Linked DNA regions of Homo sapiens: region 1 is linked to region 2. Evidence: read pairs that join two places in POLR2A ChIA-PET (ENCODE). Cell type or tissue: PC-9. All regions are shown on one strand. Each heading gives the region's core, and the rest is flanking DNA. Links, peaks and the distances in the headings are about the cores only. Region 1 overlaps SASH1 (SAM and SH3 domain containing 1). Region 2 overlaps SASH1 (SAM and SH3 domain containing 1).

Evidence for each region. ChIA-PET counts read pairs that join two places held together with the same protein. Peaks named below come from ENCODE experiments on the same cell type or tissue, not always from the same donor. Only the 100,000 strongest peaks of a DNase experiment are listed, where the experiment ranks them.
Region 1: POLR2A ChIA-PET joins it to region 2 with 6 read pairs; 8 of 35 experiments call an interaction of 5 or more read pairs at or near these places.

Annotation. Positions count from the first base shown.
Region 1 is chr6:148,347,728-148,351,944 of GRCh38, reverse strand. All of the region lies in intron 1 of SASH1 (SAM and SH3 domain containing 1), which reads right to left. Among named protein-coding and RNA genes, the nearest start is that of SASH1, 7.0 kb to the right of the region's middle. RefSeq lists an enhancer at 2,996-3,505 and a silencer at 3,938-4,217. In PC-9, for the core only: no CTCF peak of the experiment used is centred there; a DNase peak (open chromatin) is centred at 2,294.
Region 2 is chr6:148,432,314-148,436,835 of GRCh38, reverse strand. All of the region lies in intron 2 of SASH1 (SAM and SH3 domain containing 1), which reads right to left. Among named protein-coding and RNA genes, the nearest start is that of SASH1, 92 kb to the right of the region's middle. In PC-9, for the core only: no CTCF peak of the experiment used is centred there; no DNase peak of the experiment used is centred there.

The DNA.
Region 1 (4,217 bases), core at 1-4,000, 85 kb after region 2:
GGTCCTTAAAATCCTATGAAAACAGACAAAGACAAACTCCTATAGCAAAGATACATATTCTTGAACTAGAGTATTCCTTTCCTCTACAAATAATTTAATGTTGAAACACTAAATTTTTAAAGCACACACACACATAAACATGTTTTAGCTCTAGGTTAAAAACAATTGTTGGCTGACAGCAAGACCAATACAAAATTATTATTAAAGTCAACAAAGTCAAGGGTGCTTAGGATACATTTTAAAGGAAACTAGGTCCTACTAGATTAAGGGCAGTTAAAAAAAAAAAAAAAAAAAGCGGTGAGTAACTAGGGCTCAGGGCATATCCCAAGATTTTTTATTCTGCTCCTCAATGGCTCTTTACTTAAAAATCATGTGATTCTTATAATGCTTTTATTTTCTTTCTTACTACCTCATGCTAGGAGAAAGAAGGAAGCCACAACCAGGCAGAGTGATGGGTGGACACATGGAAACTTCCTCACTCACTACTTGCTGCAAAAGGAATCTAGCAAATAGTGAATGAAACATCAAAATCAACCATGAATGGAACTTGCATCAGACACCCAAGGAGAACTGCAATGTATCTCTGTGAACACAGAGAACATTAGTCTGAAGAGCAAACATAAATACAAATATATTTCCGTTTTCACCAATCATCTTGAAAAACAAACATAAATACAAATATATTTCCATTTTCACCAATCATCTTGAAAGCCATAGAAGAGCCTTTCAGAAAAAAAAAAAAAAAAAAAAAAACTACTATCGCAGAAAGGAAATACTAGCCCTTTCTCAAGCGTTTGTCTTCTGAGTCTCAGAGTTACCATAATGCCTGGATACCCAGTCTCCAGGATGGAGATGTCTGTATTACATGACTTGACATGGCAGGAAAGATACAAGATAGGTTATCTCTGTGAAGCATCTCTCCTCATAAAGAATTAATGCTGCCCAGTGAAACACTTCAGAGAACAAAAGAAGGGACGTTCAACATCTGGCTAGGAGCAAAGCTAATGAGGAAGAGACCTACCATTTTCAGGTCTTCTTACAAAAGTGAATTAATAAATAGATGAGCATATCATTTGAAAAATGACAATTTATGTACTCAAAAAATACATTTTATCTCAAAATTAGTCTGAAGGTTTAGTTAATTCTTGTAGTCTCAGTCTGTACTCACAGGTATTAAATGGTATCACTGATAGTGAGAGTCAGTCTCTGTCCATTTAGATTCACTCTTTTGAGACCAATTTCATTTTTACTAATGCCAAGAATGTGTGTCAACCACAGGTAGGCACATCGTCTATTACAGTGGGATTATGACAGTCAAGTCTTAGACACGAAACAATCAGGTAGCACCACAGCACTCTTAAAAAGGACACATTAGATAAACAATAGTTTTTCCTCTTACATCCTTTGTAAAATTGAGCTACGGATTTGCAAATGAATAAATTTGCATTGAACTACATATTTCCCACTATTTCACTGTACTCTACAATTAGCTTTTAAAAGAATGATTTAAAGATCTTTCAGTGGTGTGCATATTGTTATAAATAATAATTCCCCCTTTTAAGGAACCACATTCTATCAGTATAGAGAGACAGGTATACAAATATTTGTACATATATACATGGATAGATACTTTTTTCTTTTTTCTTTAATAAGAATTACAGATGAGATCTCGCTATGTTACCCAGGCTGGTCTAACTCCTGGCCTCAAGCGATCCTCCAGCCTTGGCCTCCCAAAGCAGTGGGATTACAGGTGTGAGGCGCTGTGCCTGGCCGCCTTTTCCTTTAGAGAGAAAGAAAATCTGCCGGGCGCGGTGGCTCACACCTGTAATACCAACACTTTGGGAGGCCGAGGTGAGTGGATCACGAGGTCAGGAGATCGAGACCATCCTGGCTAACACGGTGAAACCCCATCTCTACTAAAAATACAAAAAATTAGCCGGGCGTGGTGGCAGGCGCCTGTAGTCCCAGCTGCGCAGGAGGCTGAGGCAGGAGAATGACATGAACCCGGGAGGAGGAGCTTGCAGCGAGTCGAGATCACACCACTGTACTCCAGCCTGGGCGACAGAGCGAGACTCCGTCTCAAAAAAAAAAAAAGAAAAAAAGAAAATCACAAGGCATACGACATCTCTAAAATGTCTTGCATTAACTCAGCCCACTCTTGAGCATAAAAGAATTATCAAAAGAAAGTTACCATGGAGCAGTCTTGATTACTTTAGAGACTGTACAAAGTGTTGGGCCTCAGGCAGCCAGAGGACAGGTAATGACTCGACACAGAAACATCTGGTTGGGGCTCTCACTATCCCTGCCTGGGTCACTAAAGTAGTCTCCTTCCCTCCAACCTCATTGCCACCCCATCGCCTACAAAAGTTACTTTTCTGGCCGGGCGGGCGTCGTGGCTCACGCCTGTAATCCCAGCACTTTGGAAGGCCGAGGCAGGCAGATCACCTTAGGTCAGGAGTTCAAGACCAGCCTGGACAATATGGTGAAAACCCATTTCTACTAAAAATACAAAAATTAGCCGGGCATGGTGGCAGATGCCTGTAATCCCAGCCACTTGGGAGGCTGAGGCAGGAGAATTGCTTGAACCTGGAAGGTTGAGGGTTGCAGTGAGCCGAGATCGCGCCACTGTAACTCCAGCCTGGGCAACAGAGTTTGACTCACTCAAAAAAAAAAAAAAAAAAAAAAAAAAAAAGAAAGAAAGAAGAAAGAATGAAATAAAAAAGTTACTTTTCCAAAACACAGACGCAAGTAGTCCCATGCCCAATGGCCTCTTTCACCGGTGCCCACAAACCTTATCCAGCAACATCAGCACCCAGATCTGGGAGATCTGTGCCCTTCCACCTTTGTCCCTCTTTGCTCTGTGGGGAAGGGCCCACCTCGCACCTTCCTTTTTATCCCTCTCACTAGAAAAGACCTCTCTGGGAACTCCTACTTATCCCTCAGGGCCCAAATCCAAAGGTATGTCTGGTAGGGGCCGCCCAGACGCTCCTGGGTTGCTGATCCTGAGTGAAGGGATCCTACCGCCTTCGGGGCGCTCTGCCCACTGCCCTGTGAGGTTGGGTATATACTCAGCGACCGTGGGGCTGAGGCTTTTGCAGCAAAACTAACCTTTTGTAGAATTCAAGGGCAAGTATCGCTAATAGCTCAATAGCTTAAACAAACAAAAATTAGCAGCCAATAAACGTCTGAAGAAGATGTGTGAAAGAATGAACTATACACAGTTGCAAATGGAAGTCAGTTTCAGGGAAATACATGATCCAACTCTCAGCTTCCCCATCTACTATCTGCATGACTTAGGACACAGACGTTTACATCTGAACTGTAAAATGAGGGCAAGAATACTCACTGACCACACCTCCTACAAGGATCAAGTAAGGAAATGTATGCGCAAGATCCAGCACAGCCCCAGGACTCTACACAGGAGCACTGCCTCTCACTCCGTCCCCATAGAGCTGCATGCAAAGGACCTCAGTAAGAAGCCAGGTGGCAGAGGGAAGGGTTGTATGGCTGAGCAAAAGAAAGACAAGGTAGAGAACAGCAAATAAAGGCAGAAAGGCAGGAGAAGGGAATCATGGAAGAAGGTCACTTAAGCTTAAGGGGTCTCCTTTAGCAGGAAAAGATTCGGCAACCCCAACCAAAATTATCAAAGCCGGCCAGGCGCAGTGGCTCACGCCTGTAATCCCAGCACTTTGGGAGACCGAGGTGGGTGGATCACTTGTGGCCAGGGATTTGAGACCAGCCTAAACCCTGTCTCTACTAAAAATACAAAAATTAGCCAGGTGTGGTGGCAGACGCCTGTAATCCCAGCTACTTGGGAGGCTGAGGCAGGAGAATCGCTTGAACTCGGGAGGCAGAGGTTGCAGTGACCGGAGATTGCACCACTGCACTCCAGCCTGGGAGACAGAGTGAGACTCCTTCTCAAAAATAAATAAATAAACAAATAAATAAATAAAATTATGAAAGCCATTGACTTAGTCTTTGCCAAAGAAGTGAACATCCAGACGCCTGAGTTCTGCCTCCTCTCTGTTACCCTGAGTAAGTCTTTTACACCTGGAAGCCCTCCAAACCCTTCTCTCTAAATGAGAGTTGAGGGTGCATTTCCAAGGGCGCTTCAATCCCTTCCAGTACATAACCCTGCAACTTCTCCACATAGAGAGGCCACAAGGCTTTCTTCAGTGGGCTAAAAGGAACATCATAAAATTAAGGTGAAGTCAGAA
Region 2 (4,522 bases), core at 238-4,237:
AAACCAACAAGCACCTTATGATGTTCACAGGTTCTGTGAATATGAATTCAGAAAGGCAATAGCAGAAAAGGCTTGCTCTGCTCTACAGTGTTTGGAGCCTCAGCTGGGAACATGCAAAAGCTGGGGATGACTTGATGGGTGGGCTGTAATCACTGGAAAGCTTGCTCACTCAAATGTCTGGAAGCTGATGCTAGGGCTGCACGGGTTGCTGAGGCTTCCTCACAGCAGGATGCTGGGTTGCAAGAGTAAGCATATGGAGAAAGGCAGGCAGCAGCTGTATTGCCCCTTTGGTTTTTTGTTTTTTTTAATTTTTATTTTTATTTTTATTTTTGAGACAAGGTCTCATTCTGTTGCCCAGGCTGGAATTCAGTGGCGAGATCATGGCTCACTGCAGCCTTGACCTTCCAGGCTCAAAGGATCCTTCCACCTCAGCCTCCCAGGTAGCTGGGAGGCACATGCCTCTAGGTGGCACATGCCATCATGCCTGGCTACTTTTTTTGTACTTTGTGTAGAGATGGGGTTTCACCATGTTGCCCAGGCTGGTCTCGAACTCCTGGGCTCAAGCAATCCGCCCACCTTGGCCTCCCAAAGTGCTGAGATTTGTATTGCCTCCTATAACAGCCTCCTATGGTAAGATATCTGCCAGAGTCACAAGCCCTCCCAGGGTTCACGGCCACCTCTCTCAGCTGGGGGAGTGCCAAAGCCACACCGTGAGAGCAACACTGGATGGCAGACATCGCTGTGGCCAGCTTTGGGAATTACAGTCCGCCATGCTGACTGCCAAGGAAATGGGCCTGCTCATGAGTTTTCAAAATGAGGAATGGGGTGCAACCATTTATTCATGACAATATCTGGAAGGATTATCTCGTGGCTTTTACAACATTTACTCAAGTATATCTTGGCAATAGTCAGCCTGAATTATCACTTAAGGTCAAAATATTGCACTGTATTAGGCTGCAATGATCATGTCTCTCATTTCAAACCTATGATTATAGAAAATTTTAAATATACAAAAGTAAAGAGAAGAGGATAATAAACTCCCCAATTCCTACTACCCAGCTCCAACAATCAGCAGTTCAGAGTTGATTTTGTTTCCTCTATACCTTTACTGTTACTTCATGTTCATCTCATTTTACTTTGAAGAAAATCCCAGACATCAAATCATGAAATATCACCATTTCTAAGTTAAGAATTAGCTATCAGAGTTCCTTAACTGTTGCTCAATCTTGAGCACGTGGCTCAACCACCAAGAATTTGACTCCTTCCTGGTACTGGAGGACTTTCTTTGGTCATAAGGAAAAATCGTATTTATGAAATTTAGATACTCCATCTAAATGTTGCAAAGGGACATGAAGAAATGCATTCTGAAGTTGAATGTAACTTTAGAGTTTATTAGAAAAGTATTCACTATTGTTTCCTAAGTGTAAATATACTATCCTTTTTTTTTTTTTTTTTTTGAGTCAGAGTCTGGCTCTGTCTCCCAGGCTGGAGCGCAATGGCACGATCTTCGGCTTACTGCAACCTCCACCTCCCAGGTTCAAGTGATTCTCCTGCCTCAGCCTCTCAAGCAGCTGGGATTACAGGTACCCACCACCACGCCCAGATAATTTTTGTATTTTTAGTAGAGATGGGGTTTCACCATATTGGCCAGGCTGGTCTCTTGGCCAGACTGGTCTCCAACTTCCGACCTCGGGATCCATCCACTTCGGCCTCCCAAAATGCTAGGATTACAGGCATGAGCCACCTCACCTAGCAATGCTTTCAATATTTTTTTCTTATTTCCTCACCCCCTCCAATAGAGACAAGTCTCGTTATGTTGGCCAGGCTGGTCTTGAACTCCTGGCCTCAAGCAATCCTTCCACCTCAGCCTCTAAAAGTGCTGGGATTACAGGCATAAGCCCCTGCACCTGGCTACATCCTTTAAAATTTCTGAATATGATATGCACATAAACTTTGCTTGGAAAAAGCATATTCTACGCAGAATTTAATGAGAAATTACTCCTCAGAATGACCTGGGAGAGCCACACAACACTGGTGGCTGAACTTGAACCTTAAGTGAGGGCATTATAACTTAGTTTGAAATGTTTTAAATACATTAAAAAAAGAAAGTGAATTGTGAATTTTTTCTGTGGCTGGTGAGGTGAGAAGATTTTGAAATTTGACCTATAGATTGAATTGTTCATCATTAAGTCACATATGGATACCTTAGTTAAGAATGACAAATCTCATTAACATTACAAACTCTTAAAGAAACCATCCCAAGTTAAGTGTAACAGTGAAAACTAAACACAAATACAAATATATCCCAACATGAACGCATGCATGTTTGTTCATATATGAATGTGTGCACATAGAGGAAAAAAAACGCTGAGAGTATATCTCACTGAATTTTTTTACAAGCATGTAGTCTTGCATTACTTTTTTCTAAAGATGAAAGATTAGCTTAAAAATACGATCTCCAGGCCGCGCACGGTGGCTCATGCCTGTAATCCCAGCACTTTGGGAGGCTGAGGCAGGCAGATCACGAGGTCAGGAGATTGAGACCACCCTGGCTAACACGGTGAAACCCCATCTCTACTAAAATACAAAAAATTAGCCTGGCGTGGTGGCGGGCGCCTGTAGTCCCAGCTACTCGGGAGGCTGAGGCAGGAGAATGGCATGAACTCAGGAGGCAGAGCTTGCAGTGAGCCAAGATTGCGCCACTGCACTCCAGCCTGGGGGACAGTGCAAGCCTCCGTCTCAAAAAAAAAAAAAAAAAAAAAAAAAAAAAAATCTCCAGTTCCCCTATGTTTTTAAATTATCTACATATGTATGTCTATAAATGCAGAAGAAAATATCTAAAAGAATTCTACACGCCAATGGTTACTTCTCAATTTATAACCTTTTTCAATTACTTTAATATATTTTTAAAACATAATAAAAGATATATATAACAAATTCCTTTTGTAATAAAAAGTATACATATACAAATTATTCATATATTTTTTAAAACTTAATAAAAGTCCCCAAAGTTAACTCTGATAACAATTTAAGAATGACAAATCTCATTAACATTACAAACTCTTAAAGAAACCCTCCCAAGTTAAGTGTAACAATTAAGTCCAACAATTAAGCTAAAAAGCTACCTAAGAAATGTTAAAACAGGCCGGGCATGGTGGCTCACCAGCACTTTGGGAAGCTGAGGCGGGCGGATCACGAGATCAGTAGTTCAAGACCAGCCTGGCCAACATACTGAAACCCTGTCTCTACTGAAAATACAAAAATAAGCCAGGTGTGAAGGCACACACCTGTAGTCCCAGCTACTCAGGACACTGAGGCATGGGAATGGCTTGAACTGGGAGGCAGGGGTTGCAGTGAGCAGAGATCACGCCACTGCACTCCACCCTGGGCGACAAAGAGAGACTCCGTCTCAAAAAAAAAAAAAAAAAAGAAAAAAGAAACAAAAGTATTAATACTTTATTTCTCTAGTTAGGTCATGGCTAGTATTGAAATATTTTCTTGATGTGTTAAAATTTGTATATTTTATTATTAATAGAGAAGGACCATGCTGAAATGATTTCATATTCATACTTTGACTAAAAGAGGCTCCGCTATAGTATGGTATAGTTAAAAAGAAAAATGAATCAGGTGATCAAAAATCTTACTGGGGAGAAAAACCTCAAATGCATTTATTGTCAGATTGGACAATTTGTAGAAAAAATAGTTCCACAAACATTTATTGTATCTAATACAGAAGCTAAAAAAATAAATAAATCCAACAACAAAAGCAAAACCCAAGTATTGCAAGATGAAATCAGTAGTTTGCCAAAACCAAAACCGAAACAAATGTGTACCTGTGTGTGCTTTCACCTGCTTGTGTATGTATACACACACACATCTACAGCCACACTAAAAGGGACTAGGTCAAATACAAAACTAAGTCTCTGACCCTAAATGATGACATTCTGGCTTTAGGAGCTACATCCCATTGTGCAAAATACCAGACTCAAAAACCCACCCAGGGCAGAATTAGATCCTGGAAAACAAATATCATGCCCTCATCCCCACTCCCACTTTGTCTCCACCTTCCTGTGGAAATCCACACGTTCCTCCTCCCTTAATGCTGCCAAGGCTGCAAGCCAAATGAACTTCACAGCTGGAAAAGCAGGAGGGACAAATCCCCCTTCTGTTCCAAAAATGGAGAGGAAGAATACCAGGCGCCCACCAGCTCAGCTCAGTGCCAAGTTCTCCTCCTCCACACTAGGTACAGGAAGGAGGAGGTGGAAAAAGCCAGAGGCGATCGGATGCTTAGCCACATGCAGCTAAAAGTAAAATGCCACATGCTACTACTGATGCATGCAATTAATGGAAGGACCCAAGCTCTGAACTGCTGTGGAAAGTTGCTGCCGGTCACAGATTTACGTTTTTTTTATCACTTTACAAGAAGGCTGTAGAGTTGTGGTATCTCCCAGTTGGCAAACTACATTATATGTGTTCTTCACCGGAGAGATCCTTACCAAGTAACAGATAAACCAGAAGAACA